Regions from separate parts of the Homo sapiens genome. Here regions 1, 2, 3, 4 and 5 are each linked to region 6. Evidence: chromatin loops called from intact Hi-C (ENCODE). Cell type or tissue: heart right ventricle. All regions are shown on one strand.

The links. Peaks named below come from ENCODE experiments on the same cell type or tissue, not always from the same donor. Only the 100,000 strongest peaks of a DNase experiment are listed, where the experiment ranks them.
Region 1: a loop joins it to region 6, with 2.7 times the contacts of the local background. A loop is called at or near these places in 16 of 110 quality-filtered maps.
Region 2: it touches region 6 in a loop (2.4-fold over the local background); 27 of 110 quality-filtered maps call a loop at or near these places.
Region 3: a loop joins it to region 6, with 3 times the contacts of the local background. A loop is called at or near these places in 18 of 110 quality-filtered maps.
Region 4: it touches region 6 in a loop (9-fold over the local background); 35 of 110 quality-filtered maps call a loop at or near these places.
Region 5: it touches region 6 in a loop (4-fold over the local background); 35 of 110 quality-filtered maps call a loop at or near these places.

Annotation. Positions count from the first base shown.
Region 1 is chr7:664,213-668,212 of GRCh38, forward strand. All of the region lies in intron 4 of PRKAR1B (protein kinase cAMP-dependent type I regulatory subunit beta), which reads right to left. Among named protein-coding and RNA genes, the nearest start is that of DNAAF5, 60 kb to the right of the region's middle. In heart right ventricle, a CTCF peak has its summit at 1,932; DNase peaks (open chromatin) are centred at 36, 1,302 and 1,811; H3K4me3 peaks cover 759 bases; H3K27ac peaks cover 3,433 bases.
Region 2 is chr7:503,280-507,279 of GRCh38, forward strand. All of the region lies in intron 4 of PDGFA (platelet derived growth factor subunit A), which reads right to left. Among named protein-coding and RNA genes, the nearest start is that of PDGFA, 15 kb to the right of the region's middle. RefSeq lists an enhancer at 419-1,196. In heart right ventricle, no CTCF peak of the experiment used is centred here; no DNase peak of the experiment used is centred here; H3K27ac peaks cover 1,994 bases.
Region 3 is chr7:655,887-659,886 of GRCh38, forward strand. The region is part of intron 4 of PRKAR1B (protein kinase cAMP-dependent type I regulatory subunit beta); the gene reads right to left. Among named protein-coding and RNA genes, the nearest start is that of PRKAR1B-AS1, 55 kb to the left of the region's middle. In heart right ventricle, no CTCF peak of the experiment used is centred here; a DNase peak (open chromatin) is centred at 1,955; H3K27ac peaks cover 1,111 bases.
Region 4 is chr7:330,835-334,834 of GRCh38, forward strand. It overlaps LOC105375118 (a long non-coding RNA gene), which reads right to left and starts at 2,431. Exons shown (of 3, transcript XR_926965.4): 1 at 2,254-2,431; 2 at 1,213-1,375; 3 at 1-529. RefSeq lists a silencer at 1,902-2,091 and enhancers at 2,351-3,012, 3,013-3,672. In heart right ventricle, CTCF peaks have their summits at 1,969 (motif pointing right) and 2,172; DNase peaks (open chromatin) are centred at 1,977, 2,257 and 2,827; H3K4me3 peaks cover 1,061 bases; H3K27ac peaks cover 1,026 bases.
Region 5 is chr7:320,209-324,208 of GRCh38, forward strand. No RefSeq gene overlaps it. Among named protein-coding and RNA genes, the nearest start is that of FOXL3-OT1, 31 kb to the left of the region's middle. RefSeq lists a silencer at 1,976-2,225. In heart right ventricle, a CTCF peak has its summit at 2,050 (motif pointing right); a DNase peak (open chromatin) is centred at 2,063; H3K27me3 peaks cover 518 bases.
Region 6 is chr7:730,013-734,012 of GRCh38, forward strand. The region is part of intron 2 of DNAAF5 (dynein axonemal assembly factor 5); the gene reads left to right. Among named protein-coding and RNA genes, the nearest start is that of PRKAR1B, 4.7 kb to the left of the region's middle. RefSeq lists an enhancer at 854-1,353. In heart right ventricle, a CTCF peak has its summit at 2,374 (motif pointing left); a DNase peak (open chromatin) is centred at 2,357; H3K27ac peaks cover 3,450 bases.

The DNA.
Region 1 (4,000 bases), 66 kb before region 6:
GACCAGGGCTCAAGAATGGAGCCATGCCAGGACCCATGGCGTCCGTCGGAATGTGAAAGCTGGTGCATCCCTCCTTCTGGTCGCTATGTGGTCCCCGACACAGCACAGTGGCCAGTGCTGCACCAGGGCTTAGCCTCAGGCCTGCATGAACACAGCCTCTGCCCTGGCACCCTCCATCTGAAGGACAGCCCCATTCCCTGCCCGGGGCAGTGGGCCTTCCTGCACCTTCTCTGGGCCTCGGGTCCCCATCCACATACTGGGTGCTGGAGGCAGAGGCCACGTGCAGCATCTCAGCCCCCAGGTCTGCAGGGGCTTGTCAGTGACAACAAAACGTGAACTGGCTAGGGGTCAGAAGATGTGGTACCGGAGACCACACACCACCAAATTCCACAAGTTTCAAAATGTTACAGCAGCTGCTGGGTGTGGTGGCTCATGCCTGCAATCCCAACACTATGGGAGGCTGAGGCCAGAGGATCGCTTGAGCCCAGGAGGCTCAAGTCCAGCCTGGGCAACACAGCGAGACTCTGTCTCTACAAAAACTAAAAAAAAAAAATAGCTGGGTGTGGTGGTGCACGCCTGTGGCCCCAGCTAGTCGGGAGGCTGAGGCAGGAGGATCACTTGAGCCCAGGAAGTCGAGGCTGCAGTGAGCCAAGATCGTGCCACTACACTCCAGCCTGAGCAACGGAGCAAGACTGTGTCTCAAAAAAACAAAAACAAAAATCTCAGGGCACCAAACAGCCAGGACCACAGGCAAGATCCACGCAGGCCACGATCACCTGGGGGAAGTGGTAAGAAAGACCTGAGGTTCTTCTCTCCACTCACAAATCAGACAAAGCAAGAGGGCTTGTTGTCACTGTGGTATTAGATAGCGCCAGCCCTGGAGACCCTTTGAAACAGGCTCCACGGAGAGCTGCAACTGCCCCGCAGCTCCAGGCGCAGGCCACGAGACTTGTTATTAGCTGGAAAACGCTAGGCGTGTGGAAAATGACTGTTCTCTTAAAAAGGTTGTTGTCTTTTCCCGGCAGGTTAATGAGCTGTGTGTGCATTCACGGTGGGCAAGTCAGCCCCAAGCAGCCACATCCCAGCCAGGTCAAAGTCCCAGCTTCTACTCCAAGCTGGGTGGCCCGACGCAGCCTGCTTAACCTCTCTCTGCCTCCCCTGCCAAACGGCAGCCTCGGGGGCCACGGGGGAGCTCTAGAAAGACAACATGCCCGAGGCCCATGGCCCAGGGACTGGCCATTGCATACATCATCTGATGCAAGCTTCAAACCCCAGGCTTCAGCCTCCGTTGAATTCAGCTTCTAAAGCCTCCCGGGCTCACGTGGCCCCTGATTTGCTAACCTCAAGGTCTCCTCTGCTGAGATCCAGCTGGGCTTTCTGCAAATGGAAATCAAATTCTTTGCATGTTCAAGCCATTAAGCATCTCCTCGGATGAGGCCCTGCATTTTCCAAAATGCTAATTTTGTTTTTTTAATGTTGCCCGAAAGGGAAGCAGAAAGTCCCAAAGCCCAAGCCAGAATGGGGAGAGGGGGCCGTGAAGGCTCAGAGAAGCCAGGAGACAGCTCCCTTCAGCTGCCCGTGAATTCGGCAGAAGGGCTTGTTTTTCCCATCACCTGAGGATCCGAGCCAGTTTGTGGAAAAACAGACTGCAGAGATACGCGGGTGGGAGGAAGAGAAACAGCGACAGATAACAGACAGCTGCGCAGGCCAGCGGTGCTGCTCAAGCCAGAGGCCTGTTTTAATTAAAGCAGCAGAGAGCTGGAGCCACTGCCAGGAAGGCCGCCTCAAGGGTGAGGTGCCCTCGCCTGTGCCCGTCTGGCAGCTCCAGTAATGAGGTCCCCGCCGGAGGCCCAACGCACAACACAAACACGCACGGTGCCACCCAATTATCACGTTTCTCGGCTCCCAGGAGCTCAGCGATGCTCCCCCTACAGGCGCCCTAATCAGGGAAAGCCGGGAAGGGACCGGGATAGAACCCAAGGGCCTCCACCTCACTCCCCAAGGCCTGGGACACACGCTCCAGGGACAGCCTTCATGGTCCTGGCACATCAGAGAGCTCCGGAACATGCGGGGCTGCTTCCCTGGGACACACGCTCCAGGGACAGCCTTCATGGTCCTGGCACATCAGAGAGCTCCGGAGCACGCGGGGCTGCTTCCTGAGGCTGCTGAGGTCCCTGGCCGAGGCGTAACTGCCCCGGGCACCCCAGGTAGGATGCGGAATCTGCTTCGCTCCAATAGCTGACACAAGGTGAGAAGGCTGCACCTACCACCACCCTGGGGCCTGCCCTGGGAGCTACTCAACTCTGCAGAGGGGCTGTGCAGGTGCCGTCCCAGGGGATAAGGACACCCCACTCCAGCCCCAGCTGGACAATTGCTGTGTGGGTCAGTGCAACAGGCCAAGGCCCCCTCTCACTGGGTCTCAGAGCTCTGTTCAGTACAGTGAGGTGGGGACAAGGTGGCCTCCTAGGGATCTTCCTGCTGACTGTGGGTGCTGGGAGGCCCGGAGCGGCCTATTCACCAACTCAGGCCCAGGGTGGAGCAGAGAATGACTCAAGGCTACCCCAGCCTCTTTCTCAGACCAAGTACTGAGTGGGGCCTGACTGCGGGGTCTGTCTGGATAGCCGGGCCAGCCTCCAAGGGGCAAGGCACCATCCAGAAGAAGTACCTTCATGGACTCCACTGCCACACAGCCAAAGGGCCACAGAAAGATGGTGATGACAATGACCACAACAGTGATGATGATGGCGGTGATGATGATGATGGTGATGATAAAGATGATGATGGCAATGGTGGTGATGAGGATGGTGGTGGTGATGGTGATGATGATAATGATGGTGATGATGACAGTGATGATGGTGATGGTGGGGATGGTGATGATGATGGTGGTGATAACGATGATGATGGCAATGGTGGTGATGAGGATGGTGGTGGTGATGGTGATGATAATGATGGTGATGATGACAGTGATGATGGTGATGGTGGGGATGGTGATGATGGTAATGGTGATGACTATGATGGTGATGATAATGATGGTGGTGATAACAGTACACACATAGATATTCTTGCTTTATATTCTCACAACAACCTCAAAGTAGGTTTTATTATCTTCATTTGACACCTGAGGAAACTGAGGCTCAGAGAATGTTATTACTTATAAATGACATCCACAACTCTCTCCTTCCAAAAGATGTTTTAAACACACCTTAAATTCTGTGGTATCTGAGTGAGATTGTGTGTGCATGACTGTGTGCATAGGCGTGCCTGGGAATAAGACCACTCCAGCCCAACACCTGTGTGATGGGAACTCCTGGTCCTGTCTCACCCCTGAGCTGTCTCCCTGCAGCTGCAGTTCACTACAGGACAGTATGGACCCCGCTCACTGGCAATGCCTAAATCACCCATTCTCAATCTTCCTTCACCATGCAGGCAGGGTAGCGGCAGGTGCAGGTGATGTGTCCTTACAGGGGAGGGAGCACAGGCTTAGGTGCCCAAGAACTCGAGCTCAAACCCTAGCTCTGCTCCTGAGGAGTTGTGGGGCCTTGGACAAGGACAGGGAAGGAAACTGAGGCTGTGAGGTTGACACTATGCCTCTCACAGATCCTGTGCAAAGGCCCAGGGAAACCCTTCGATCAAGGCCAACTAGCAATACCACCATCCTAGAAGGACAGGCAGGCGGTCTGGGGGAGTTGCAGCCTCCCTCACAACCACGTTGCACTATCTTCCTTTAAATCAAAGGTCTTAAACATAATTTCTACCCTTCTCCAAGCTTACGTATCTCTCGCACAACCTTATGTATCTCCCACACTGTTACGGATCGACAAGAGCAAAGTCACACAGCCTGTGATGATGGGGATATCTGTCTTGAACCTGAACTTGTACGGAGGGGTCATTAGGCCAGCAGGTGTGCAAACCCTGCAGGTGGATGCATCTGCAAAGGATTCTCTGCCGCACTCTTCCTAAGCGGGGAAGCAGAGAGAAGAAGAGCAGGCAGCCTCAAAGT
Region 2 (4,000 bases), 230 kb before region 6:
CTGTGCCCACGGAACCAGCCCTGCCGCATGCAGGGTCTAAATGCAAGAACAGCCACTATGGATCACCCACTTCACCCCTCACGGTTCATGGGGAAACTGAGGCTAGAAAGGAAACGGAGGCCGGGTCACCCCCTGAGCACAGGGGCGTGGGGGAATGCACGCTGCTGGGTGAATGAGGAGACCTCAGCCCAAGGCCAGATGCCCCCAGCCCAGTGGCCCTGCCTCCCAGGCAGTCAGGAGGGTGAAGGAGGGAGGAGGGGAATGTTTCCCAACCTTCTTGGGGGGAAGGGGGGACTCCAGACTCTGGAGACTGGGCATCAGCAGGGCCCCCAGGGAGAAGGTCAGCTCTGCACCCTGGGACCAGGCAGGCTCCGAAGGTAAGCCGGTCCCTAAGGCGCTGGGGACCAGGCTTGTCCGAGGCTGAGTTAATGGTTAACCCACAGTGCAAAGGGTGCCTGCAGGCGTGTGAAGTGGTCTGGGCTGCCTGGGGCGTGAGCAGACAGCCAAGTATGAGCTCAACAGTTGCAGGGCGTGGGGCGCCTGGGGTCAGGAGCCAGCTCAGAAACAGGACCTGGCCTGGGAGGTTTCGCTACGTCACAAAGCGTGAGAGAAAGCGGCCAGGACACTGCCGCTTCCTACATGGGGCTCCGTTCCACTCGGGAGGCCTCAGATCAGCCTCCACACTCCCGCGGCAATCTGCCCCTTTCCCCAGGACAGAATCCTCCAGAGAGAGGCCTCCGCAGGCCGTGCACACACTTCCACCTCCCATCTGTAAAACGGAGACCAATCACACCCACCCAGGAGTTGAGGAATAAATGAGGCTGCACATGCAGAAGGCCCCAGAAACGAGGACAAAGCCAGCCTTCAAGAGTGGGCTGCCACTGGCGTGGATTCTAATCCAGAGCCCCAAAACCAACCCACCCCCTGGTCCCCAAGCTCAGCACAGTACCACCACCCACCCACCACAGGCAGAGAGTGGGTCTAGAGCCACCCTCCTGTTGAGGGCCTGGGGTCGGAGAGGCCCGGCCCGAGGATGAACTGCAGCAAAGCCCCAAGAGGAGCAGCAGGGCCACCTGGGACCTCAGCCACCCCCAGCCCTGCAAGCATGTCCTCAGCCCTCCCTGAGTCAAGAACTGCCCAGGTAGTAAGTAACTAGGGATCCCAGTGCGCAAAACCAGGCCCAGCCCCCTCCTGCCTCAGCAGGGACCGAGTTCCTTCCTCCCCTCCCCTGGAGGCCCTGGACACAGGTCCCAGCAGGAGGAACAGCACCAGCCTCACACCCTGCCATCTCCCAGGCTCGAAGCACCCATACTCTGCTGCTCCCACCCACCCCCAGCCTCTGCAGGGGTGGCCAAGTGAGGCATGGGGCAGGTGGGCTCTGAAATCTGGGTTCGTGGGGATGGGCTCGGGCAGGGCGCCCTGTTCTGCTCCCGGCCCTGACCCTCCGGATGGCACAGCCTCTTTGGTCAACAAGCAGCCTCACCTAGTTCCCTCGGCAGGGCAGATACCAGGGCCTGGCTCGGCAGAGACCGCAGGCCCGTCTGGCCAGACACCAGACGCCCAGGCGAGGGGCAGGCTCGCTCTCAACCACTCGAGATGGCCGGCCACCGCGGGCGCGTGGGCTCCCAGGACACAACAGAAATGCCACCCCTCTGGGCACCGTGCGAAAGGCACATGGCACGGCCGCTCGTCTGGGAACCCACTGCCTCCTCAGACAAGCCCGTTTTTATCAAACAAAAACAAACAGCGATGATTGCACCTGTTTCTGAGTATGCCAGGATTCCGGGCCGTTCCGCCACCTCTGTCTGGCCAGGAAATAGCTACATTTTTCTCCCAAGAACACAAAATGAATATTGGATTCTCACAAAAACCTCCTCCATAAAAGAAGGCCAAGTCCAAAGAACAGACTACAATGTCCTCAGGACCCCCACGGGGGGTACCCCGGCCCCCAGGCCCCAAGCCGAAGCCCAAGTGATGGGGGGGGTCCCCATGTCCCTCCCCTTTTTCCGTCCCAGAGATGTGGGCTGCACCTTATCACACCAGACATTCCGATTCCCCACGGCTGAGTTCATCTGCGTCGTAAGCCGCCCCACCTCAACACTCCCGGCGCGAACTCACCCAAGACTACAACCCAGGGATGCCGTCACCCCTCTAGACCTGGGATGCCGAGTCCCTACTGCTACAAAGCCCAGAAGCTGCAGAGACCCCCTGAGGAGGGCTTGGGACAGCCACTCCCTGCGGGGGACCCCACCCCAACTCCAGGTTACGGCCTGACCCTTTCAAGGCTCCAAGACAGAGTATTAGCCATGAAAGACACCTGACTGGACCGCACGTGCCCGTCACTGTAACCCTCACAGCTACCCTGTGAGGACACCATCGTGGTCCATTCTAGAGATGAGAACACACAGCACAGACAAGGGAAGCCCCTTGCCCAGAGTCACACAGCGTTGAATCTCCATCCCTAGCCTGCACTCCTTCTCACCTCTTTCACGGAAAGAAAGCCTAGAGTCCAGAGCCCTGGCCCCACCGCCCCACAGCCCCACCTGGGTGTCTCTCGACAGAGACTTGGAATGTCACTCAATCCAGATGCTGACTTGGGTCATGAGGACCCCAGCTGGGTGCGGTGGCTCACGCCTGTAATCCCAGCACTTTGGGAGGTCGAGGCGGGCAGATCACCTGAGGTCAGGAGTTCAAGACCAGCCTGACCAATATGGCGAAACCTCATCTCTACTAAAAAAATACAAAAAATAGCCAGGCGTGGTGGTGAGTGTCTGTAATCCCAGCTACTCGAGAGGCTAAGGCAGAAGAATTGCCTGAACCCGGGAGGTGGAGGTTGCAGTGAGCTGATATCGGGCCACTGCACTCCAGCCTGGGCAACAGAGTGAGACTCTGTCTCAAAAAAAAAAAAAAAATCCCTCAAGTCGGGCGTGGAGGAGGTTCATACCTGTGATCCCAGGAATTTGACACCAGCCTGGCCAACAAAGCAAGACCCTGTCTTTATAACAAAGAAAAAAAAAGAAGATCCTGCCTCCTTCAGCACTGCCCCCATATCCATTAAGAATGGAAGCAATGCCCAGACCTCAAGCTCGTGTAAGAGGCCCCTGCCCAGCCTGGCTCAAGAGGACCTCCACTCCGCCCACCTAGAGACTCCTGCACCAGACCCCAGAGAGTGGACAGAGTCGTGGCTGGGAGCTTCTCACCCGTAACACCCCAGCCACTCTGTTCCAGGGAGCAGAGGCCCATCCCAAGCACCAGGTGAGCACACACCTTCTGGAAGCCTCCAGCACAGCAAGGTGGGCTCAGAGCCAGCTCCGTCCAGGCTAGACCCCTGCAGTCCTCGGGCTGGCATCTCATCCCCATGGTCCACGTTCAGGCCCACACTCCTGTCCTACCCCCGAGGCTTGGGTCTGGGGGAGAGTCGGGCGTCCAGGCACCAAGAGCTAACTGTGCCAGGCAGAGTGCAAGGAAACACCCACCCAGCTAGGGACCCCGGCCAGTCACTCCCCCAGGGCTGCCGGTCAGTCACATCCTGGTGATCCCAGCAGGGTCTGTGCCAGGCAGTGACACTCCCAGCTTCACTACCATCCATCTTCTAACAAGAGACCTCTGAATGTTGACCGGAAAGGCATAAAAACTGGAAATGGGGGATGCCATGCCCATCCTGGGTGGACAGACTTTGGGGGCCCCTCCCGGCCAGCCCCAACCCCTTTGACCTCAGCTGACCCCATCCATGCCCACTCACAGGCACAGAGTCTGAGGCTCTGGGGCCCATCTCCTCGCCAGGTTGACAGCCGCCTCCATCCGCAGCGGCAGGACCGGTCTCTTGGCTGAGCCTCCAAAATGGGCCTCCTGTTCCCTCTGACCTTTGTCCCCTCAGCCAAAGCCCCCTGGGTCCAAAGCCGGATGTTTTCCTCCAACCCTCGGATGGGTGGGCAGGGAGAAGACGCCTCCCAGAAGCGGGAACATGAAGGGGGCCTGGGTCTGAGGAGGTGGGAACTGG
Region 3 (4,000 bases), 74 kb before region 6:
TGGGTCCATTGGGGAGTTACATGAGACAGCATGTGAGGCTGCTCTCTGGGATACAAGGTCTGCCCCCGCGTAAGTGGTTGGGTTTCTCACTGAGTCAGAAAAATCCATTTATGAGCCTTTGAAAGACAAAGATCCACCTCCACCTCCCCAGAAAGTCATTTTCTCCTTGGGCTCTCCTCCCACTTGTGTCTACATCTGTGAGCACGATTTCCAGCACTGGGCACAGAGGAGATCCAACCAGGATTTACTGGATGGGTGAATGAATGGATGGGTGCCTGAGTGAATGTGTGGAGGGGTGAATGAATGAATGGAAAAATGAATGAATGGATAAATGAGTGACTGAATGGATGGATAAATAGGTGAATTAGTGGATGGGTGGGTGAATGCATGGATGGATGAATGAGTGGATACATGAGCTAATGAATGAATGAATGGGTGAATGAATGGATGATGCATGGGTGAATGTATGGATGCATGAATGAATGGATGACTGACTAGATGAATAGATGAAGAAATGAATGTATGAATGGATAGATAAATGAATGGATAAGTGGGTGAATGAATGAGTGGATAAATGAGTGAATGGATGACTGGATGGATGTATGAGTGAATGTGTGGATGGATGACTAAATGTATGGATAAGGGGGGAATTAATGGATGAGTGAGGGAATGGATGGATGGATGGATGGATGAATGAATGGATAAATGGAACAAAGGAATGGATGCATAAGTGAATGCGTAGATGAATGAATGAATGAGTGAATGGATGAATAAGTGGGTGAATGAATTAATGGATTCATGAGTGAATGGATGGATAAATGGGTGAACAAATGAGTGGATGGATGTGTAAATGCATGGATGGATGAATGAATGAATGGATAAATGTCTGAACAAAGGAATGGATGCATGAGTGAATGTGTGGATAGATGAATGAATGAGTGGATGCATGAGTCAATGTGTGGATGGGTGAATGAATGAATGGGTGAACAGATGAATGGATGCATGAGTGAATGCATGGATGGACGGACGGATGGATGAATGAATGAATGAGTGAACGAATGAATGGATGCATGAGTGAATGCATGGATGGACGGACGGATGGATGAATGGATGGATGGATGGACGGATGGATGGATGAATGAATGAATGAGTGAATAAATGAATGGATGCATGAGTGAATGCATGGATGGGTGAATGAATGAAAGGATGCATGAGTGAATGCATGGATGGATGGATGGATAGATGGATGAATGAATGAATGAATGAGTGAACAAATGAATGGATGCATGAGTGAATGTGTGGATGGGTGAATGAAGGAATTGATGCATGAGTGAATGTGTGCATGGATGGATAAATGAATGGATGGATGAATGGACGGACGGATGGATGGATGGATGGATGGATGGATGGATGGATGAATGAATGAGTGAACAAATGAATGGATGCATGAGTGAATGTGTGGATGGGTGAATGAAGGAATTGATGCATGAATGAATGTGTGCATGGATGGATGGATGGATGGATGGATGGATGAATGAATGAATGGGTGAATGATTCATGCTGACCTCTTCTCCCTCAATACCCCATATTTAGACTCAATTAACTCAGAGGACTTCGTGTCTCTGGTCAAGAAGTAAGAAGGCATTTTTTCACCGTTAGAAAATACAAAGCTATGGGGGTGGTGGACAGGAATGAGGGGCAGTACCCAGCGGCGCCAGGGGCTGAGGCGCCGTTTTGGGCAGTCTGAATATTTGGACATAGCAGCCGACAGGACACCCTGTCCTTCCACAGCTGTTCCTGGGAGTCAAAGCACATCTTTGTTTGTGGGACTCTTAGCAACTGTTGCTTTTTTTGAAGGACAAGCATGAACCAGCTGTCACCACACAAGACGTAAAGCAGAAAATGTCGAGTCTTCAGCAACAGGCTTGTAAAACAAGAAGAAAATAATTGTCTGGGCTCAGGGGCGCTTTCATTTCTTCTCACAGCCTCCACCTCCTCATGAACCAGCGAGGCTTGCGTAATTCCCACTGAGCCCAGCTTTGCAGCAGCAGAAAGAAGCTCAGAAGCAGACCCACCTTCTAAAGAGGCTCCCAATTAAATGCAGAGAGAAATGCAAACCCGACAAGCAAGGCCCACGTCAGAAACACAGGCCGAGACAGCAGCTCCGTGAGCCAGCATATGGACGGCGAATGTGCTACCCCAACCTCACCTATCCACAGTGATGTGATTATGAAGACAAGAAACTAGATCAAAAATTAGCAACTTGGCGGGGTCCGGTGGCTCACACCTGTAATCCCAGCACTTTGAGATGCCAAGGAGGGAGCACTGCTTGAGGACAGGAGTTCAAGACCAGCCTGGGCAACACAGCGAGACCCCCATCTCTACAAAAAAAATTAAAAATTAGCCAGGCATGGTGGTGCACACCTGTAGTTCCAGCTACTAGGAGGCTGAGGCAGGAGGATCACTGGAGCCCATGAGGTGGGGGCTGCTGTGATTTATGACTGCACCACTGTGCTCCAGCCTGGGCAATAGAGTGAGACCTTGTCTCAGAAAAAAACAAAGTTAGCATCTTACACTGAAATATTCACAGACAAAATGATCTGATGGCTGAGGTTTGCTTCAAAATAGATCAGGGTCGGGAGAAAGTGGGAGGGAAGAGAGATGAGAGCAGCCTGAACATGACCTTGTGCTATGGAAGCCGGCGGCTCACGAAAGCCACTCTTCTTTCATATACTTTTGAAGTTTTCCACGATAAAATGTTTTTTGTTTTTTGGGTTTTTTTGAGATAGAGTCTTACTCTGTTGCCCAGGCTGGAGTGCAGTGGTGCATTCTCAGCTCACTGCAACCTCCACCTCCCTGGTTCAAGTGATTCTCCTGCCTCAGCCTCCTGAGTAGCTGGGACTACAGGCACCCACCATCATGCCAGGCTAATTTTTGTATTTTTAGTAGAGACAGGGTTTTGTCATGTTGGACAGGCTGGTCTCAAACTCCTGGCCTCAAGTGATCCACCCACCTCAGCCTCCCAAAATGCTGGGGTTATAGACATGAGCCACCGTGCCTGGCCTAATGTTTTTAAAAAAATATTATCTCGCAGTCATTTGTAAGCTAAGAAAGAGTCACCAACATGGGTCTCATGACACCAGGCAAATAAAAACCTCACACACACAGCACAGACACTCTGCGGAGATGTGCAGGACGGCTCACAAACCATGAGGATGACACAATCCTAAGACGCTGGTCTCTACCAAAACTGCATCCCCACCCCCTGCACCACCTTGTGTTTCTTTTCAGCACGTCTCACTGCCTCATCCTATATTCTAACAATTTATTTCATTTACTTATAGTCTCTTCCATTAGAAAAAAGCTCAGTAAAGCCAGGTACGGTAGGGGGTGGTCTGTGTTGCGCATGCAGTATCTTCAACCCCTCGGGCGGGGTCTGGCCTGAAGGAGATGCTCACTAAACACCTGTTGAATGAATGAGTGAGTATAGCTTCCATCCTAGTGGAGCACTTCCAACTGCCACATATGATTCAGCCCACAGGCACCGAAGTGACCACGAAAGGGGGAGAGGAGGGCACCCACATGGTGGCCGCACACGCCGTCCCGAGCCGGAATATTCTGCGCATGCAGGCAGCTGTGAGGAAGGGAGCTGGGAGCCAATGGGGAGAGGAGAAACAACAACACTGGTGAGGCAAGAAGACGACGGCTGCAAAAACCAGCCCAGGGAGGAAACCCCAGGCCGCGACCATGGACACCGGCAGGACAGCAAGAGGCTGCTTCCTCCACAGCTCTGCACGTCCAGACGCATGGGCCTTGTGAGGGCTTTTGTTTTTGTTTTTGTTTTTGAGACGGAGTCTCGCTCTGTCGCCCAGTGCAGTGGCGCGATCTCGGCTCACTGCAGTCTCCACCTCCCGGGCTTAAGCGACCTGCCACCTCAGCCTCTGGAGTAGCTGGGACCACAGGTTTGTGCTACTGTGCCTGGCCCAGATTCCCAGATTTT
Region 4 (4,000 bases), 400 kb before region 6:
CTGCAGTGCCGGAGAGGGAAAGACGGGCTCAGACCTGTCATGCCAGAGGATCCCTCGGAAGCACCTGAAGCTTTCATATGGACCCCTGAAGGACAACCTCTCCTCTCAACTCTAGATTTAAATCCAAGAGGTTTCTTGAGCTTGAAGTCCAGCAGGCATCTCAGCCAGGACATGCTCAGAACAAACTCCCCATTGTCCTCCCTGCACTGCCCTTCCCCACTCCCCACTGGGTCAGCGTGGCCTCATCCCTCTAGCTAGTTAGGCGAGACCCTGGGCTCAGCCCAGACTCTCCTTTCCTCTCATCCCCACGCTGAATCTGTCAGCAACTCTTGTTGGCTTCACCTTCAAAACATACCTGGAATCAGACCCCTTCTCCCCACTTCAGCACCATCCTTTGGCCCAAGCAACCATGTCCTCTCCCCCGTCCCCCGGCACTAGTACCCAAGCCACCATTTCCTTCTTTCTGCATTGGTATAATAGCTGTCCGGCTGGTATCTCAACATCCACTTGGTCCCGAGAGACACACCACCTGCAAAAGTAAAATCATTGTGCTGACACTGACAGCAAAGCCCAAAACCCTTAGAGTGACCCACAGGATCCAACCTTAGAGTGACCCACAAGATCCTATATTATATCCTCTCTCAACTGTTTTTAATGAAACTTTTATTTTAGATTTTATGTTTAGATTTTTTTTTTTTTTTGAGACGAAATTTCACTCTTGTCACCCAGGCTGGAGTGCAATGGCTCAATCTAGGCTCACTGCAACCTCCACCTCCTAGGTTCAAGCAATTCTCCTGCCTCAGCCTCCCGAGTAGCTGGGATTACAGGTGCCTGCCACCATGCCCAACTAATTTTTTTTGTATTTTTAGTAGAGACGGGGTTTCACCATCTTGGCCAGGCTGGTCTTGAACTCTTGACCTCAAGTGATCCACCGGATTTTATGTTTAGATTTACAGCAAACTTGTGGAGATAGCACAGACAGTTAGGTCTACCCTGCACCTGGCTTCCTCCATTCCTGGCATCCTACCCGAGGACAGGGCACTCGTCACATTAAGGATGCAATACTGGCACACCAGCATTAACTAAACTAGACCTTTATTTGGATTTCATTACTTTTTCCCCACTGGGTTCCTTGCGATTTCCAAACCTGCCTGTGACTGAACTATTGGTTAATGAAACTATTTATTTTTTAAAAGTATTTCTTAATCCCACCTGGCCCAGGAGTGGACACAAACCCGTGAGTCAGGTTCCGGGACTCACAGGTCCCCATCTGAGACACATGACGTAGAGAGTGCCGGGGAGGTCAGGCCGCTGCCGCTGTGTGTTTCAGGGTTGGGGGCTGCCCTCCGGGGTGCCAGGAGCTCCTGTGTGTACACTGGGCAGGACAGAGGGCGGGTGGTGAGGTGCTGTGCCTGGGAGCTTGTCCAGGCCCGATGGCTTTTCTGCAGGCTGGCTGAGGAGCTAATTATCGAGGCGGCGGACCGAGGGTGTTTGCCTCTTGACCTTTTGTGATGCCGCCTGTCGAAGCACGCTTGGCCTCTTCCCAGGGGAAATGCTATCCGAAGTGCGAAGTTGCCCACCGCTGGGGTAAGGGGAGAGGGCGCCGCAATCACCCAGCCCTGACCTGGAATGATCATTTCCTGGTGTGGTGTGGCCGTCCCGTGGATGCTGACAGCCCCAGGGGCAGGGGTGAGCGGGCTGGGGGCTCTGCCGGCAGGTGCCAGGGCAGGGGTGGGCGGGCTGGGCCCTCCCACCGGGCGCCGGGGTCTCCCTGGTCCACACACCCTCGCCTAGCCTCAGACCGCCAGGGCTGGAACTGTGCAGGCTGCGGACTCCAACAAGAACACCCAGTGGAGGGCCTGGGGAGAGGCTTGGAGGCGCTGAACCCAGTCCCGTGCCCCCACCCCAGGAGAGGGCTCCTTCGTCTCCACGTGGCCTCGGGCCCTGCAGGTCCCCCGAGGGCGCAGCCGCCAGCAGGGGGCGCCTTTCTCTAACCTCCCGGGGAAGCGCAGGTGCCGCCCGCACCTCAGACAGCGCTGCCGCCCGCGCCCGCCCTGCGCCGTTCCGTTTGCTCCGGTGTCCCCCAGCTTGGGAGCGGGGCCCCCCAGCCCTGGTTTGAGGCATGACGTTGGTAGGAAGAGCCCCTTCCGTGGAGCGCGGGGCCCGCCGGGGAGGCGGCCCTGGAGCCCCCTCCTCCCACCCGCCCAGGATTGACAGTCCCTGCCTCGGGCGCCCTCTGACCCCCGCGCTCACCGAGAGAGGACGAGGCCCCAGACAGGTTGGGCCGCGATGCAGGTGGCCCTGGGCTCAGGTCCCAGCACCGGGGTTCCTGCTGAACGAGCTCCGCCCTTGCCCAGGGAGGGGCCGGCGGGGGGGGACCCTGCGGAGGGCATTGTCCTGAGGGCACCACGGCCCGGCCGCCCCGCCCAGCGCCGCCTGCCCTCTGAAAGGCCTTTCATCCCGGAGCCGGCAGCGCCACTGGCCGCATCAAAGAGCGTCTATGGAAAGTCATATTTTTCCCCAAACCAGAAAAGTTCAGGCTGGGAGCACAGACATTCAGCTCATTATTTAGAAATAACAAGTCCTCTGGGCCCTGGTATCAGATCAAAGCTCGGAAATTAAATTCTCCAGAAAAGGGGGCGGCCCGGGATCAGCAGATTTGTGTTTGCTTATTTTTTTTCATTCAGCAGCTAAAAAAAGGGACTCAAAATCTGCCTAGCGGTTTGGAAGTCTGGCCCGCGGTGTGTGAGCGGCGAGGAGAAGCGAGCTCCGGAGGCTTCTGGGCGTGGAGGCTGAAAATATTTGGTTGACATGACAATGGGGACGGCCTGGCAGCTTGTCAAGCGCCGGGTCCAGGAATGTCCTTGTCCCGCCCCACCCCCCCAAGCCAGTTCAGACACAGGCACGCACATGCACGCAGAAACACACACACACACAAACGCGCACACATGCACACATGCACGCAGAAACACACACACACAAACGCGCACACATGCACACATGCACCCACATGCACGCAGAAACACACGCACAAACAAACGCGCACACATGCACACATGCATCCACATGCATGCAGAAACGCACACACAAACGCGCACACATGCACACATGCACCCACATGCACGCAGAAACACACACACAAACGTGCACACATGCACACATGCACACATGCACCCACATGCACGCAGAAACACACAAACGTGCACACATGCACACATGCACCCACATGCACGCAGAAACACACGCACAAACGCACACACATGCACACATGCATCCACATGCACGCAGAAACACGCACAAACAAACGCGCACACATGCACCCACATGCAAGCAGAAACACACGCACACACGCGCACACATGCACACATGCACACATGCACCCACATGCACGCAGAAACACACACACACAAACGCGCACACATGCACCCACATGCATGCAGAAACACACACACACAAACGTGCACACATGCACCTACATGCATGCAGAAACACGCACACACACAAACGTGCACACATGCACACATCCACCCACATGCACGCAGAAACACACACACAAATGTGCACACATGCACACATGTACACATGTACCCACATGCACACAGAAACACACGTGCACACACAAACGTGCACACATGCACACGTGCACCCACATGCATGCAGAGACACACACACAAAAGTGCACACACACACGTGCATCCACATACACACACAAACACATACAAAAGCTCATACATGCACACACAAACATGCACACACAAGCACACACACATATACACAAATGTGCATACATGCACAAAGAAACACACACGCACACGCAAACACATACAAACGTGCACACATGCACACGTCCACCCACATGCACACAGAAACACACATGCAGGCACAGACGCATACACACACACACAAACACGCACATATGCACACATGTACCCACCTGCACACAAACACACACATACATACGTGCACACAAGCACACATGCACCCACATGCACACACACAA
Region 5 (4,000 bases), 410 kb before region 6:
AAGGCAAACATAATTACTGTAAGACTCAGAAATTCCAATCCTAGGTATACACCCAAAGGAACTGAAACAGGAACTCAGAGAGATACTAGGATACAAAGGTTCACAGCAGCATCACTCACAACAGCCACAAAGTGGAAGCAACCCACCTGTCCATCAACAGATAAATGGAGAAACAAAGTGTGGTTTGTCCATGCCGTGGAATATTATTCAGCCATGAAAAGGAATGAAGCACAGACCCAGACCATAACCTGGACAGCCTCAAAGTCACCCTGCTCAGGGAAAGAAGCCAGGCACAGCAGGCCACTGTTTCCATGATTGCATTTGTATGAAATGTGCAGAATGGGCAAATCCACAGGGAGGGAGAGCAGATGGGCGTTGCCAGGAGCTGGGGGAGGGACACTTATGAGGGACAGCTAACAGGTACAGGGTTTCTTTTTATGGTGATGCAGATGTTCTGGGATTAGGTAGTGGTGATGGCTGTACAATATTGTAAATCTACTGAAAACAGCTGGCTTGTACACCTTAAAATGGTAATTTTCTGTTACAGGAACTGTGTCTTTTTTTTTTTTGGATGGGGTTTCACTCTGTCACCAGGCTGGAGTGTGGTGGTGCAATCTTGGCTCACTGCAATCTCCGCTTCCTGAGTTCAAGTGATTCTCCTGCCTCAGCCTCCAGAGTAGCTGGGATTACAAGCACACCAGCACACCCAGCTAATTTTTTTTTTGTATTTTTAGTAGAGACAGGGTTTCACCATGTTGGCCAGGATGGTCTCGATCTCCTGACCCCGTGATCTGCCCGCCTCGGCCTTTCCCAAAATGCTGGGATTACAGGCGTGAGCCACCGCACCTGGCCCTGTGTCTTCGTTTTAAAATGGCACACACACAGTCTGGCCCAGGATGAATCCTGCAGCCCCTTCCTGCTGGGTAAGACAGAGCACTTCAACTCTCTCTGAGCCTTCAGCTTCCTTGTGCCTGAAATAGGGGCAATAGTGCCTGACTCACAGGCTGTTACGCCAATTAAGCGAGATAAGGAGAGAAACACCCAGGACTATTGTGCTGAATTAATGAGATCATGCAAACAATGTAACCCCGGGATCGAAAATAGGGCCATTTAAAAACGTCACTTGGCCCTGTTCCCATCACACCTGTGGGTGACTTGGCTTGACACCTGGCAGTGGGCCATAACCTCCCTGGATCTCTCCCCAAAGCAAATCCTTCAGCCTCTGTGCTGAAGTCCTAACAGCCTGGCCCTAAGCCCCTTTGCCCAGGACACTCACCTGAAGCCAGCATGTCCCTACCCACTCCAGCCAGGCCTGCAGGGAGGGTGGGACTTCTGAAACCACATCATGTCACACTCCTTTTCCCCGCAGCCCCCTTTAGGAAACCCTGCCAGGTACCTAGAATAAAGTCCACGTCTTTATGGCCCACAGAGCTCTGGGATCGCCCTCCTCCACCTGCCCCAGGCCTCGGCAGCAACCGGCTTCATGCATCACTCCACACCCAGCCCACCCAGCCACAGCAGCGCCCATGGGACAAGCCCAGGCTGTGGCCTTCCGGCTTTGCTGTGTTTTCCACTGCACTTCCCGCTGTGGGAAGTAGCTATGCCATGCTTTCTGATGTTAGGCTGCGTTCATTGCATGACAGTTTTGTGTGCCTGTTTCCTTGTTTGCCCCACAGGCTCCATCCACAGACCAGGCGGCGAGTGGTCAGCGCACGGGAGGACTGCCCTTGGGAAGCGCCGCCAAGGCCTTTCTAGCCTCAGTTTCCCAGCTGGAAAACGAGGGGTGCGGGCCCCTCATGCGCAGCCCCTCCTAGCTCTCGAGGTGCAGCGCGGGACTCCCTAGCCCAGGTGGCGATGTGCTTGTCATAAGCCCCTCTCCCTGTCTGGCCACGGAAGCCGAGGCCTGACCGGACGCTGAGGAGTGGGCAGCTTTCCCGTCATCCCACCCTTTCCAGATCTGTCCCCTAAAGCCGGACGTCCGCGCCCGCCCAGCAGCCGCCTTCCAGGAGCTCGGTGCACCTGCTGTCCCGCAGGTGAGGCCGAGGCTGCACGGCCGCGCCACGCCACCAGGTGGCAGCAGAGCGCCAGGGATGGGCCGGGCCGCGGGCTGGGCCAGGCGCAGAGGGCGGTGATCCGGGCCCCGCCCCAACCCCCGGCCACGCCCCCCGAGGCCCAGGCCCCGCCCCCGCCGCCCCGCAGACCCAGGTCTGGGGTCCAGGCCTGCAGCCCGACGCCCCGAAAGAGAGCAGCGCCCTGGACGGAGCGGGGTTGGGGTGGCAGTGGGAGGGCTCCACCAAGAAGGCTGGCTCTGTAAGCCCCTGACACCCATCTTCTCGCGCAGTCACTCCCACAGCCACCCTGTAAGAGGGGCTGAAACGCGGGGAACGCTTGCAGAGCAGCTGTCCTGGTGCTCAGCGAGACAGTGACCTGCTCAGCCCCTGGCGTCCAGTCCGGCTGCCCTCAGGCCCCTCCCTACCCCATCTTTTCTCAAATGCCCTTTAGGGCCTCTGCACCAAATTGAAGCCGAGTGGTCTCTGGATTCACTCCTGTCCTGACCTAGGAGGGGTCTTGCCCAGACCCCAGGCCTGGGGCCTTGCTGGGGCCAGGAGGGCAAGGCGGGGAGGGGGCCCAGGGATGTTGAGCAGGAGACAGACCCAGGCCAGAGGTTTGCTGAGGACAGAGGGGCAAGGAAGGGCCCCAGGGACCCTAAGCAGTTGCCCCCTGGAAAAGACCCCACCCAGGGCCCTTGCTGAGGACAGAGGGCAGGGGACAGGGGGCTCAGGGACCCTGAGCAGCTGCCAGGAGAGGGACCCAGGAAGTCCGGCCTCTCAAACTGAGGTGCCATCCACTCCCCTTGAGGGAGGCTCGGAGTCGGGAAATCCAGGCAGGTGGGAAGGCGCCCCCCTAGTGTCTTCTTCCTCCGCTGTGCTAGTTACATAAAAATTATGGAAGACCATGGTTTTGAACTAAGCGCCTGCTCTGGGTAAAAATCAAATGCAGTCACCCATGGTCAGGCTGTCTGTCACCAAACCCAACCGAAGTTGTCATCTGACCTTCCAAAAAATCAAGAGAGGGCGATTGGCCAGACACGGCGGCTCACACCTGTCATCCCAGCACTTTGGGAGCCTGAGGCAGGAGGATGGCTTGAGCTCAGGAGTCTGAGACCAGCCTGGGCAACACAGTGGAACCCTGTCTCTATAAAAATAATAAATTATTTTAAAAAACAAAAAAGAAAGAAAGAAAAGGAGAGAGAGAGAGAATGGCCAATTTCCCAAACAGGCCGGTTCCAGTCTTCAATCAGTGTGGAATGAAGTTCCCTCTGCTTTAATCCTTAGCCTGAAGTCACCCGATGTGAGACAATCGATTGGTTGTTTTTGTATTTTTCTGCTCCCTGTCCCCGCCCTGCAGGGACAGTAACTTTGAAACGACCCCTCCGCCTGTGTTCTTTGCCTCTGCTTTCTTCTAGGAAGCCCTTTCCATCTGTAAAGCCGCCCCCTCTGCTCAGCTCGAGGAAGCACTAGTTCTGTTTTACAGAGGGACACATTGCCCGATTCTAGAATCGAAATAGAGTCCATTAAGATCTTTAAACTACATGTGTTGTCATTCTGTCCGTTGACAGTGGAAAACCATTTAACACATTGTTTTGTACTAAAGCAAACACAGATGTCCTCTGGAGTTGAATGCAAAGTTTCCATGAAATCCTGTTTAAAAAACAGAAATGTTGAAGCAATTTTGAACCTGGTGGGTGCTGTGTGGGGTTGTGCCCCCAGATCACAGTGGGGCCACACATTTGGCGTCCTCTGATTTTACAGGTACGCCCACAGAGATGTTTGAGAAACCACACAAAACCCATGGTCCCCACTAACAGGGTCATAGGAGAGAATTTGCTGGAAGTCTGGAGGGATGTCAGTGCTGGTGTGGGCAGGACACCAACGCCACAGGGTGGGGTGCGGGGTTGGCCCCCATGGCCACTCTAGCAGTGACCATTCCAGCCTCATGT
Region 6 (4,000 bases):
TAGAAGAGAGCTGAACTGTTTTAATGTTTGATGTTATGAATTCCAAGGATGTTAGAAAGGATGACTTGTGTAGTTATTGTCTCTTAGGCACAGTGTGCACTTCAGCAGTTGCAGAAGGTTCCTTAGTGCTCCCATCCATCAAGACGCACTTTCCCGAAAAGCCACCATGGTTGGTGGACCTGGACTGGGAGAAGAGTGGAGTCGGGGTTGGTTTGTTGGGGATAATTATGTCGTTGGGCTTTGGAACCCACCAAGAGACGGGCAGGCAGGCAGGCAGGAGTCCTACAGATGGGGCTGAGTGTTGGCTTTACTGCTGGCAGAATCTGGCCTGGAGGGCATGTCTTGGATCTGAGGCCCCAGTGACTTGCTAAAATGCTACACACTGTGGCCACCGGGGAAGCTGAGTGACCTCTGATCTTTCTGTCTCTGAGTTACCTGTCATCGTAGTCAGACATGTGATCTTTTGTGTCTGGCCTCTTCACTGTGCATGGTTCCAGGTTTCAGCCTTGAAGAGGTAGGTTTCCTGATGAGAAATGGCTTGAAGGTGGTGAGTTGAAGAGTCACTCGGGGTATTCTGGGGCCAGGATGGAAGCCCTGACTCGCTCCCTCGTCTGTGCTGCTGGGGTCCACCCGTAGGGCCGGCTCCAGGTGTGACATAGCACCTGCTCAGGACACCCCTGCTTTGCCTCCATGGCCAGGCTTCATTCTCCGGCTCTCTCCCTCCAGCAGCAGAGTGGCTGCCTAGGGGCTGTGCGCAGAGACACAGGGGGACCCTTTCCCACCAGGAGCCTTTGTTCACCCCCCTTGGTCTCATCAGGCCAGCGGAAGTTGAGTCACCATGTACGCTGGCCGGCCCCTCCTGGAGCTGGCGTGGGTTCGGCACCAGGCAGCACAGAGGGCCCCTGAGGACATCAGGCTCTGCCCAGTGGGGAGAAAGTGGGCAGAGTGCGGGGTCAGTGTCCATGCTGCCCGGCACTTGCAGCAGGCACTTCTGGCACTGGCTAAATATTTGGGCTGCGGAGGGCAGTTCAAGGGGCCAGGGCAAGAACAGAGCCCAGCAAGAAGTGCAGGCGGCCGGCTGGTTTTTCTCTCCCACCTTCCTTAAGCCTGAGGCAGAGCATGGCCCACAAGGAAAGTGGAGTCTGTGTCATGGGCCAAGTCTTACTCCTCAAAACAGTGTGATGACTCTGTATGGAGAGCTCTGTGTGAATACTGAAGCTCCATAGCTGATAGCTGTCGGTGTAAGCCTACTGTCACTGTCTAAAAATAACCATCACTGTCTAAAAATACCGTCACTGTCTAAAAATACCATCACTGTATCGATAGCTGTCTGTAAATACTGGAACTCTGTGGAGCACGCTCTGTAAATACTGGAACTCTATTGCTAGCTGTAAACGGTGTAACTCAGTATAACTATACCGTAACTCTAAAAATACCATAACTATGTGTCGACAGCTGCCTATAAATGCTATAACTGTATTGGTAGCTATGTATAAGCAGCCTACTCTGTATCAATAGCTGTCTGTTAGAAAGCTGACATCACATTGTTGATCTAAAGCAAGCTTGTCCAACCTGCGGCCCGTGGGCCACATGCAGCCCGGGACGGCTTTGAATGCTGCCCAACACCAATTCATAAACTTTCTTAAAATGTTACGAGATTGTTTTTGTGATTTTTTTTTTTCTTTTAGCTCGTCAGCTATCATTAGTGTTAGTGTTATTTTATGTGTGGCCCAAGACAATTCTTCCAGCATGGCCCGTTTCTTCCCAATGGGGTTTGCGTCCTATTAGAGACCCTGCACGGCCCTTCACGTGAGTTTCGTGTGGAGTCACGGTGCTGCCCCTTTTACTCTGATCAGCCCTGCGACCCCGTCCTGGAGCTCCATGTGGGCTCCTTGCAGACACCTCCACCCCCTCAACAACCCAGGGACTGGTGCCCTGGGACCCCATCCTCTCTGCACAGAAGGTCCTGACTGCCTTCTGACTCGTAGGAAACCTTCCAGCAGCCTGCTAGACTCGGCTTAAATCACTGAACTTCACTGGAAGGGCCTGGAAATAACTTCATCTCCTCCTTACAAGGCTCAGAGGCCTCAGAGCTCACTCAGGTAGCACAGCCAGGTGAGCCTCAGAGCAAGGTCAGGACACAGGCGGTCTAGCCGCCCTGGAGCCTTAGGCCCCGGGATGGTGTCTGAAGTTGTGGAAAGGGGGTGTCCCAGTGCGGCAGGGGCTAATGCATCTCCCCACGCTCACATGACTGCAGCTCCGAGCCCAGGACACTGACCACACCCAGAACCCCGGCGAGGCAGGCAGGACGGACGTATGGCCGTGCAGTTGTGAAGCAGGCCTTGAACAAACTGCCCTGTGCCGCCCTCAGGTGGGTGACTCATGGACTTCGCCCTGCAGGGGTGCCCTGGTTGTCGCCAGGCCTGCAGTCGGCAGCTGCTCAGCTTTGCTGCAGTTTTCCTGCTCGATGTGTGCTGCTGGTGAGGCCACCAGGCCTGTTCTTGTCAAGAGAGACCTTCCGGGAGCAACAGATGTTACAGGAGAGACTGGGGATGCATGGACAGCTTTTCAGAGATGAGTGTTTGTCACGTTCCTGCCAAGTACCTGTTTGCCATTTGTATGCCTTCTTTTGAGAAATGTCTATTCAGATCTGTCCATTTTTAAATCGCGTTATTAGATTTTTTTCTATTGAGTTTGAGCTCCTTATGGATTCTGGTTGTCAGTCCCTTGTCAGATGGGTATTTGTGCAGCTGTTTGCTCCCATCCTGTGGGTTGTCTCCTCACTATTGATTGTTTTATTTGCTGTGCAGAAGCTTTTTAACTTGATGTGATCCCATTTGCCCAGGCCATGTCCCAGAGAGTTTCCCCAATGTTTTCTTTTAGTGGTTTCATAGTTTGAGGTCTTAGATTGAGGTCTTTAATCTATTTTGATTTGATTTTTGTACATGGTGAGAGATAGGGGTCCAGTTTCATTTTTCTGCATATGGAGTTCCAGTTTTCCCAGCACCATTTATTGAAGAAACTGTCCTCTCCCCAAGATATGTCCTTGGCACCTTTGTCAAAATAAGTTCACTGTAAATGTATGGATTTAATTTCTGGCTTCTCTATTCTGTTCCATTGGTCTGTGTGTCTGTTTTTATGCCAGTGCCAAGCTGTTCTGGTCGCTGTAGCTCTGTAGTATAAATTGAAGTCAGGTAATGTGATCCCTCCAGTTTTTTGTTTGTTTTTGTCTTGTTTTGTTTTTTGCTCAGGATGGCTTTGGCTATTCAACGTCTTTCGAGGTTCCATATAAATTTAGGATTATTTTTTCTATTTCTGTGAAGAATGTCATTGGTATTTTGATAGGGATTGCGTTGAGTCTGTAAATTGCTTTGGGTAGTATGGACATTTTGGGTAGTATGGACAATATTGATTCTTCCAGTCCATGGAGTATGTTACCATTTTTTGTGTGTGTCCTCTTCAGTTTTCTCATGTCAGTGGTTTATAGTTTTCTTTCTTTTTTTTGAGACAGTCTCGCTCTGTCATCCAGGGTGGAGTGCAGTGGTGCGATCTCTGCTTACTGCAAGCTCCGCCTCCCAGGTTCACGCCATTCTCCTTCCTCAGCCTCCCGAGTAGCTGGGACTACAGGTGCCTGCCACCGCACCTGGCTAATTTTTTGTGTTTTTAGTAGAGACAGTTTCACCATGTTAGCCAGGATGGTCTCAATCTCCTGACTTCGTGATCCGACTGCCTCAGCCTCCCAAAGTGCTGGGATTACAGGTGTGAGCCACTGCGCCTGGCCTTATAGTTTTCATTGTAGAGATCTTTCACTTCTTTGGTTAAGTTAATTCCTAGGTATCTTATTTTGTTTGTAGCTATTGTAAATGGAATTACTTTCTTGATTTCTTTTTCAGATTTGTTAACTGTTGGCATGTAGAAATGCTACTGGGGCTTTTTTGGTGATTTTGTATCCTGCAACTTTACTGAATTTGTTTATCTGTTCTAATAGGTTTTTTGTGGA